4 separate regions of the Mus musculus genome follow, and all the other regions are linked to region 1. A link is a loop called in an ENCODE intact Hi-C map of the cell type or tissue named here. Cell type or tissue: heart. All regions are shown on one strand. Region 1 has its middle 100 kb from the start of Prkg1. Region 2 overlaps Prkg1 (protein kinase, cGMP-dependent, type I). Region 3 has its middle 100 kb from the start of A1cf. Region 4 overlaps Prkg1 (protein kinase, cGMP-dependent, type I).

Evidence for each region. Peaks named below come from ENCODE experiments on the same cell type or tissue, not always from the same donor. Only the 100,000 strongest peaks of a DNase experiment are listed, where the experiment ranks them.
Region 2: it touches region 1 in a loop (5-fold over the local background); 2 of 42 quality-filtered maps call a loop at or near these places.
Region 3: it touches region 1 in a loop (4-fold over the local background); 17 of 42 quality-filtered maps call a loop at or near these places.
Region 4: it touches region 1 in a loop (5-fold over the local background); 14 of 42 quality-filtered maps call a loop at or near these places.

What each region holds. Positions count from the first base shown.
Region 1 is chr19:31,763,447-31,765,946 of GRCm38, forward strand. It overlaps a transcript of Prkg1 not described here. Among named protein-coding and RNA genes, the nearest start is that of Prkg1, 100 kb to the left of the region's middle. In heart, a CTCF peak has its summit at 993; DNase peaks (open chromatin) are centred at 145, 945 and 1,625; H3K4me3 peaks cover 2,500 bases; H3K27ac peaks cover 2,372 bases.
Region 2 is chr19:31,420,983-31,423,482 of GRCm38, forward strand. The region is part of intron 2 of Prkg1 (protein kinase, cGMP-dependent, type I); the gene reads right to left. Among named protein-coding and RNA genes, the nearest start is that of 8430431K14Rik, 210 kb to the left of the region's middle. In heart, no CTCF peak of the experiment used is centred here; no DNase peak of the experiment used is centred here.
Region 3 is chr19:31,967,072-31,969,571 of GRCm38, forward strand. No RefSeq gene overlaps it. Among named protein-coding and RNA genes, the nearest start is that of A1cf, 100 kb to the left of the region's middle. In heart, a CTCF peak has its summit at 1,088; no DNase peak of the experiment used is centred here.
Region 4 is chr19:30,662,969-30,665,468 of GRCm38, forward strand. All of the region lies in intron 9 of Prkg1 (protein kinase, cGMP-dependent, type I), which reads right to left. Among named protein-coding and RNA genes, the nearest start is that of Dkk1, 110 kb to the left of the region's middle. In heart, a CTCF peak has its summit at 1,482 (motif pointing right); no DNase peak of the experiment used is centred here.

The DNA.
Region 1 (2,500 bases):
AGAGGGAGGCGGGCATGAAGGCAAGCTTAATGGAATATTCAATATCCTGAGAAATGCACTTTCGGCCCTGCATTTCCAGAGACTAAAAGCCAGTAATGGGCTTTGGAGTCTGCACTTCCTCCCCCTAATGTCCACAGGGCTTTAACGCTGCAACCGATCGATCAGCCTCCTCCGCGAAGGCGGCGGCGAGTGGAGTGCAAAATCTTCCTACTGTGGCCAAAACCCATCCAGTCTCCTCTGAACACCCCGAAGAAGCTGCACAACTTTGATGTGAAAGGATTTGGCTCTTAAAATGCCTGGGAGGAAGAAAGTAGGGGGCGAGGTGGCGCCTAAAGAAAACCCTGGCCTTCTCTCCCTACCCCAACTTCGCTTTGCCCCCCTCCCCCGCACTGGTCTAAGCAGTTGCCCCTAACCTGCTTCATGCGCAAGGTGACCCAAACATCACCAACTTCTGGGTAATTAGAAGTGCCACTTCTAGAAGGAACAAAAGCAGAGCATATGAGCGCCCAGAGGTGGGGTTTTGTGGCATTCTCTTGGTGACATCACAGCTCCCCTGAAAGTGACCCTGTGGATAACCCTCCCCTTCCAGCCCTTGGCTGGAGGCTGGATCTACGCGATGGATCGCAGGCCCCGGTCCGCCCCAACGAGGGCTAGAGCCCTCTTGGCAAAGCTTACTCTCCAGACCAACTCTGTCCCTAAACTGAACTCGACCCCAGCTGGCTTCAGGTCACCCCGAGGCCTGAGTCCCAGGGTCGCCTCTGCGAAGCTGTCCAGGCCCGCGGACGGTCAGAGTTCTGCCCCAGCGTGGGCGCCCCGAGAGACAGCAGCCCGCGCCGTCGAGTGCGGGGTAGCAAACTTTCCGCGGTCCTTCTCCCCACCCCCCACGCCACAGGGGTGCGTCTCTGCGAAGTGCTCGCCTTTCCCAGCCCGCCAGAGACAACTACAGCACGTGATGCACAGAAACAAAAATAAACACTTCCCCTTCCCGGACCGCCTCCGCGAGCAGGGGGCGCCCTGCTCTGTCCAGGAGCCACAGCCCCCCGATCCTGATTGCTGCCCCCAGAAGCTCCCGGAGAGAGTGACCCCTGCCCCGCGCCGCCCTGAGCCTACCTCTCGGATTTAGTGAACTTCCGGAACGCCTGGCGCAGGTCGTGGAAGGACCTGTAGGTCTGCGGCTCCGCGGAGATGCCCTGCGCCCGGGTGGTCCGCGGGCCGATGTGGGTGGAGGGCACCGGCAGCACCGACTGGCATTTGTGGAGTTTCCTCTTCAGCTCCTGGATTTCTTCCTCCTTCTCTGACAGCCGCTTCTCCAGCTCTTTGATCCTCTCCTCCTTGAGCATGAGAATCTTCGCAAAGTCTTCCTCCAGTTCGCTCATTTTTATGGTTAAGCCCGATCCCCCTTCTAGAAACTTTTCCTGCCGAGACGGCGGCTGGGACGGCGGCAGAGGAGCGCAGTGAGCCTGAGACTGGGGCGCTGAGCCCGGAGCAGGGAGTGCAGCCCCGCTCCTGCGATCGCTCCTGCTGAATGGGCTGGAAGCTCAGAGGGGAGGATGAGGCGTCTAAAAGGAAGGAGAGGAGAGGCAGAGTGCTAATCCCTAGCGTCTCTGGGGAATAGGTGATTATCTTTCATTGAGAAACCAATTAGAGCCGCCCTTCCTCCCCTGAGACCCCCCCTCCCTCGTCCCCCTTTCCCAGTCGCTTGGTGAGAGTACGCGAGCGCGCCACCCCACCGAAAGAGCCTGGTTTCCACAGAGGGTTGGACCAGGGAGCCTGTGTTCACTCCATCATACTCTTCTATGCTATATGGTACCAAAAGAAGGGAGTGGGATAGGGTGCTTCATGACACTTGATCCTTGAAATAGCAACAATTACCATGTGATCTCTCAAGGATGACGCAGTGCTTGTAACTGGATCCTGCGGGGGGGGGGGGGGGGGGGAGGGAGGGAGAGAGAGACAGAGAGAGAGAGAGAGAGAGAGAGAGAGAGAGAGAGAGCGTGTGAATGTGTGTGAGAGAGGTTTCATATATATTAAACTGTCTTTAGAAAATAACCTAAAGAAATCCATCTTTTTTTTCCCACCATGTCCTTTTCTGCTATGCATGACTATGGACGTGGTCAGGAGATGCATGTGTGTGTTATCTGTTCTCACTGTGAAGTTCTGAGGCTGAGACTTTCTCTAAGAGGAATGCCCTACAGGGCGATAGTGATTGTGAGGTTTTGTAGCATTTAACTTTAAGTGGAAATTGTGGACTAACATGGTTGGGGTGGAGGTTGGATCAGCATATCACAGTAAGGCAAGTGTTTATAGAAAATTGAAAAGCTGTGCGTTGATTGCGAACAGTTTAAAGTCTGGATTTTTATTTAATCTACTCCAGTTGAATAGTATATATTGAGCATCCAAATATCATAGTCCCTAAGTGGCTACTGTAGCTGCTAAACTGGGGGCTCACCCTCCCAGTTCAGTTTGGGAACTGCAACTGTATTCATCTTTGTTTCTCCCT
Region 2 (2,500 bases), 340 kb before region 1:
AGATAGAAGCTTATATATATGACAGAAAGTGATCTGGTTTTGAAGGCAATTTATTTTTACCCCCAGATACTCTCTTCTTACGCATATATCAACAAAGCTATGTTATGTTTTTAAGGAAAAAAAAACCTGGAACTTAACATTCATCTTGAAGTGTCTCTGGAGAAATTACTTGGATATTTCCTTCCCATTAATTTGATAATTGCAGGATATTAATAAAGAGAATCTTCTTCATGATTGATGAAGTCATGTCCCAGAAACCTATTTACTGTCATTTTTCATAATCTTCAGAAATGTGTCTGGAGACATTTGTGGAGTCACAGGGATGTCAGACCGTAGGCCCAGACCCTGTTGATAGACTAGTAACTCCATTAGTTGAAGAGCTGCCGCTTGAAAAAGATTAAAGCTGATTCGAAAACTGAAATGGGGTCAACAGTCAACTGCATTCAAACTTTTGCCAGTTTTCCCAACTAATTTAAAGTATGAATGGTAAACTAAATTGAAAATTTACACACCACCACATTACATATAAGAATCTGCATCACTGAATAGAAACTTATCGTAAACCCGCTCAACTGCTCAGGTCCCATGTCATTCCACAGCTCCAGGGCTGACATACACACTGACAATACAAGTGCCAAAGTAGGCAGCTCCCAACAGACGCCATCAGAAGGAGCCTGCAGCTGCTGAAGGTACTGAGTAACCTATTAACTTCAATCTCGATGATTGTCACTCATTTCTTTACTCCTTAAAGCTGAAGGAAAACAATGTCTAAATATCGGGGATCAAACATTTTGGATCCCCGGTGCATTGAAGAAAAGCAATGTTCATAGTAATGATTAGGTTGGAAGCATGGATTAGTGGTAGAATGCTGACCCAACATGCATTTAGGTCCTATATGACTTTCCTCTCTAGAACATAAATAAGTAAACAAATGAATGCAGAAATAGTTATTGTTTCAATAGTAAACTACTCGTGTTAAGGTTTCCATGCCGGTAGTACCTCCTTAACTGCACCATATATGGCATCTCTCTCATTCTTTAGTTACTTTTTCCAATTATTATTATTACCACTTTGCAGATGAGAAAATGCATACCTAATGAGTTGAACCATTAGTTTTAAATTAACTACCCAGTGATTATTCCTTAAATCGTATGTATTATTATTGTGTGTCTGTGAGTGTATGATAGGAATATGCATACATGCACAATGGCTCACACAGGACAGCTTTTTGAATTGGTTCTTTTCTTTCCCTTTATATGAATTCCATGAACGGAACTCAAGTCAATAGGCTTTCAGAGATAGAGCCTTGACATGCTGAGCCATCTCCCTAGGCCTAGCTGGCAATTATTAGAGGTAAATCCTGAAATAAAATCAGTTTATCTGATTTAAAAAAATTTTTTTGGTAATAGAATACTTTCAAGGAGCCTTCTAAACTTTTATGTTTTAGTCTCACTTTGTTGAGTAATTCTTTCATAATAAAGGGTTAGTTTTATGGTTAGACATTATCTTCACTGAACAACTGTTTTGATTGAGATAGATAGATAGATAGATAGATAGATAGATAGATAGATAGAGATAGATATATCCATAACACTAATATCTACTGACTAGAGTTTATGTACATTAAATAAGATAATATGTAAAGTACTTCTATCCATTCCTAGTATATAGTATCTTCTTAATGAATAGATAAAATTAACATATAAAATAACAGTAATACCCATTTATTGGGAATGATATAAAGAAAAGTTTATGGCAGTGTGCATGAGTTTTACTGAGTGTGTGTGTGCACATGTGTGTGTGCTTATGCATATGCATATACATGTGTGTGTTTATGCATGTGTGTATACATATGTGTATACACATGTGAGTGCTTAAGCATGTGTGTGTACCAGAAGACAATGTTGACCGTCTTCCTCTGTTGCACTCCATCTTGTTTTTGAGAAAGCCTTCCTCATGGAACATGGAGTTTTCCAGTTCAGCCAGACTAGCTGGCCAGGGAGCTCCAGAGATCCTCCCACCTCGGCCTCCCCAGAACTAGGGTTGCAGGCAGCACTGCCACACCTAGCTAGTTCTGTTTGTTTTCATATAGGCTCTGGGGAGCCAAATTTAGTCTTCACATTGGCATGGCAAACACTTTACCAACCGAACCATCTCCCCAGTGCCCTAGGAGTTTTAAAAAATAAGAAGAAAGTCATTTTTAAGAAAAATCTGTCAAATGTTGCTCAACATTCAAACTAATGCTACCGTGTCTAATATGCTTTCAAGAAATAATACTTGACCTTAGCTTTCAAATAATCTTCTAAGTAAATTAATTTTTTTAACCTTAATAATCCAATTCTATTAATGTTGATGATACAGATCTCAGGAAAATGTTCTTTGAGCATCACCCTCCAGAAAATGCTTAGAAACCGTGTTGTTCATAGGACAGCTGTCTAGTCGTTATTACTGCTCTTTCATCTACCTGTGTTTCTTCTGCTTCTTTTTTTCTTTCCTTTTT
Region 3 (2,500 bases), 200 kb after region 1:
AAGAAAGGAAAGAAAAATGAAAAGGGTTTCCCAATAGTCATAAAACTCATAACCAAACTTAGGTAAATGGAAGAAGAGGAACAAAATGAAATAATAAAAGGATACAAGAAAACCAATAGGATAAGTCAAAATATTACTTTTGGATGACCGCCCCATTTCCCATGGAGTCCCATGACTTGAGCTGTGTTTACCTTATGTTTCTTCTCTGCACCATTTGCTGTCTGTTTACACCCACTCTCCACTGTTATGTCTCTCCTGTGACTTTCTGATGCTCCTTCTCTTTCTTTGTCATAGCATCTGTGTTTCCTTGTCTAGACACTTCTTTCTCACCAAAGCACACACAGGCAGCTTTGCTTTCTTCATTGCATTTCTAAATCTTAGAAATTTAATTTTTAAGATTTAATCCATTTTAATTGTGTGAGAGGAGCTATGCACAAGTCATGGCTGGTGTCCATAGAAGCCCAAAATGTTGGCCTCTGTATGCTGGCACCTGTAGTTCTAGGTGATTGTGAGCTGCCTGATATGGGTGCTGGAAACCAACTCAGGTCTCTCTGGAAGAGCCATACAGTCTCTTAAACACTGAGCCATTTCTTTAGTTCCTGCTAGAAAGTTCTTAACAGGGCATAATCTCACTGTTTCTCCATAATGCATTACTCCACGACATGGACTGCCTGAAAGGTCAAGTGGCCTGAGTTCTACCCCCAGCCTCATTTCCAGTCTTGTCAAAGTGTGAAAGATGCCAGGTAGTCAGGCTCCTTCTTTGTAAAACGCAATCAAGGGTTCCCACACTGGAGCCTTAGGGTGGGTCACACAAATGAAAGAGCATCCCAGCAGGAATCGAGTGTAGGACCCAACTGGGTCAACTCTTGAGCAGGCTGAAGAATATATATTTCATCTAAACCCACTCAAGTTTAATTGAGACAACGGGAAATAAGACAGGTGCAAAATAAAAACCTCCCGACAGCCTGGGACTTTTCTAACTCAGGCCTGGAAGATCGCAGATGGCTCAAAACCCAAAGGCCTGTAACTGTCAAACTGACACCATGTGTACAGCAGAATTTATCTATAGAACTTAGATCAAGTGTGACATCCAGTGGCCTGTTTAGTTAATGACACTTAGATGCTTTTAAATAGTGGGGGAGTTCTGAGGTCTTTTGTCTTTTAATGGTGCTGATAAGATTTCAATCAACTGGAGAAAAGCAGCCAATGGTCTAGCTCCTAGATAGCAGGCAGGGCAAGAGGAACTTTCCTTATTAGTTTTATCTACAAGTCACAGTGCTGCAAACCAATAGCATCACACACACTAATACAAGAAAACAGGAAGCGATGTAGAAGCCTGCTCCTGCAAATTAAAATTTTTTTCAACAAAGTCTGACTACTGACATCATGCAACCTGTCGCACTCTGGGACTTTAATGCCCCTGTTCCAAGTTTCTGTTTCACCAATGTAGAAATGAGTTCTAAGAAGGTTAAATAATGCCAAAATGTAAAGAACTACATAAGGCTGGAGCCCATGGTCAGAAGTGCCCCTAAAACTACTCTTCAATTCCAGGCAAGACCTCTCAGACTTCAACTGTGGTCACAAGCATCCTTTGCCTTAATCTAGAGACAGTGTGTAGTTACTACTAGGCCTTCATTCTTGGAACTGGGAAAGTAGAAATGGGCACATTGCTTCAAGAACTGGCAACAAAAGAACAACAAAACAACACTGTTTAAAGTGTGTGTGTGTGTGTGTGTGTGTGTGTGTGTGTGTACTCCCAATTATCTAGGAGACAAGACATCTGAAAGCTTTTAAATTCCAAAGGTTTCTCCCTATATATCCTGGGGTAATAATTGGTGGCCACAGTGATAACCCTGTGGTCATTAAGGAAGATTACATTATTCTTAAAGTCCTATGTCTAATTAGATAGAAAAAAATACTTAATGTAATTTAGGATGGTTGAAAATGGAAGATAATGAGAGAGGATATCTCAGTATAATTAAATAGCTTGTCTTGAAGCCTGGCTTGGGTTTGCCATATCTAAATCCTTGAACATAATCAATAGGCCAGTCAAAAGCCTTCTCCTGTCTGGTCAGGTCTGCCATTATTTTTGGGTTTAGACACAATTCTGGACCCTGAAAACTATTTTCAATGTACACCACTTAATTTTCCCTAAGAAAACACACAGTCTCTTTCTGCTCAATATCAGAGCAGAGTCACATTCAAGAAGGGACTTGCGGAGATTTCAGTTCTTCACTTCTATTCCCCAAACAAAGGAGAAAACTCAAACAAGAAAATAATCTTCTCTTATACATGTGGTGGTAAACACATGTAATCTAACACGAGAATTCAAGAGTATTCAGGAGGCTAAGACAGAAAGATAATGAGTTTGAGGCTAGCTAAGCTACATAGTGAACTCAAGGCCAACCTGACCTACATCGTGAGTCCCTGGGGAAGGAGGGAGTAGAGAGAAGGGAAAGGGAAAGAATAGTGGGAGAGGGAGAGGGGGAGGAGAAAGAGG
Region 4 (2,500 bases), 1.1 Mb before region 1:
AGAAATGATTTTAGAGGCATGTAAGTGGGTGTGTAGAGTTTCTGTTTAGACAGAATGTTTGAACGTTTTAGGAATATTTCAGTCTATTTGATTCTTGAAACATGACTACAGTGTGACCTGAAAAAAAAAAACAACAACTTACGATCACATAAACACTAAGCGTTCACTTTCTTCTAAGGGCCACAGAAGACATAGCACCCAGACTATGTTAAATTCCAGACAGCTGGGAATTAAACCATCTAACCGAGGCACTTTGCGGAACTGGCTCTGATAGCCATATCTAATTCCAGGTGAATCGATCTTATTTTGAAAGGTACTGCCAAGAAAATGGGTGACTTGAGCTTCAGTAGACAGGTACTTTTCTCACTTGGAAATCCTATGCAGCTCTAGATCTTAATGTTCTGTCTGAGCAACTGGCTTGTAGCAGCATGCAAAAACCTAGGTGAAATCATGTCTCTGGGTTTCTGGCAGCTATGGTGTGGGTTTTCAAAATTCCATTGTTTTGAGAACTCCATACATAATCTACGTGGCTCTTCTTGTTTTAGTTCCCCTCCTAACTCCCCCTGTGTCCCTTACTCCTTCCCCAACTAATGACCACCTCTTATTTGGTTTTGGTACATGCATGCATATACACACGGCCTGCCAACTATATTTGCACAAGTATCTTGGAATTTAACCGTCTATCTGGGAGCACATCCCTAGAGAAAATGGAGTCTTCCTCTCCCACCTGCCATCAACTACCTTTAGCCCTTCATCTAGGGGTGGGACTACCCCCATGCACATGTTAGCTTAGACTGCTGTTATGAAGATCTTGCCCAGGCTCCACATTGGTGAGATTTCACTGGTGCAGTTTCCCTGTCGTGTCTAGAGAACGCTCGCAGCAGATGTCATTCTTATAGTCACCGAGAAGTGTAGCTCTTATTCTGCAGCACAAAAGGTTCTCCTTGCAACCGGTGGAGACTTTTATAGAGATACACATTGGTCAAAATATACAGAGACGTGACCTTGGCGTGTCCCACCATGACCAAAATATCTGCAACAAAACCCTTTCATCTAAGCTCAGGGAAAACTACGGAAGAAGAGGGGTGGGGGTCAAAAGATTGTATGTATTATCTTTAACACCAGACACAGGAGTCTGTTGAATGAAGCTAAGACTTGATGCCATCTATCCAGGAATAATTTATCTGAGTTAAACGAAAATTCAAGCTTTACTTTCTACACCTGGTAATTCTGCCGTAGAGAAATCCCATTCCATAATGATCAGCAAAACTGTCTACACTCCAAATCTTGTATCTTTGGAAACTGTCTAGAGGATTTACAAAGTCAACTGTCCTTTACTTCCTAAAGTTATACTGGGTAAGAGAAGAGAACATAATCTTGGGGACCCTGAGGGCAATGCTGCTTAATTTCCTATGATGTTGTCTTGGCCTGCTACATCTCATGGGTCGACGACGGTGAGTCACTTTTCCAAAAGCTGCCACTAGAGGGAACAAAAGCACCAGGTTTGTCGCAGCGCTGCGCCTGATAGGCTTTTCTTCACCCTGAAGATGTCCATTCCGACATTAAATTTGCACCTTGAGATCTCTAAATATTCAGCGCCTACCCTGTTGCCCATGTGTTTTTGTTGATGATATTATGAATAAGACTCAATGGCAATGTTATCCTCCTACTTGTACCTTCTATGGAAATTAATTTAATATATTTGTTCTCTCATTTATGTTTTGTATTTTAAGGTTTTTCTGTCAAAATACCTAAAACTTCAAACTTGCATAAGGCAATCATTCTCTTCTGAAACTCGTGAATCTACGGTGACATGTATCCAGCTCTTTTCCTATGATGGACAGAGAACATTCTAAAGTGAATGGAGGAGAGACACACAGAGGAGAACTTGGGTGTTCTCTTACTGCTTTAACTGTCTCAGTGCCTGTATCCCTCACTTAGCATAGGATGCACCGGGAGAGTCAACCACAAACACATCTTGTTTTTAGAATGGTGTACATCTTGAAAGTAGCATTTTTTCAAAACTAAAAATGTATAGCCTATCTAACATAAAATAATACATATGGTTGCACATACTCTTACAATATATATTAAAGGGATATATAACTCTCATGTGAAAGTCCTCGTCATTTGTCACCTTGTTCATTCTATCTTCCTATTATCTCTGTTACTAATTTTCCAAAACACAAGGCGAGGTAAACTGAGGGGCTAAAGGTATTTGCATGGTGTTGGAACTCTTAGGCCATTAAGGGACTGTGCAATCTAGCTTCCATACTAAAACTTAGATGCTTTGGTTTCATGTGACTGTTTAAGAACTCTGAAGTGTCTAGCTTCAGCTCTTATTTATATAGAAATAAAGATGGCTTCTATTATTAAATACGATTGTAATTCCTGTGCATTGGCCACTATAAGAATGTAGACAATAGTCTCATTTAATTTTTGTCTAAGCTCTGAGGAAGGGGTGCAGACATGTATGCATGTTCTCCATCTCGTCTAACTC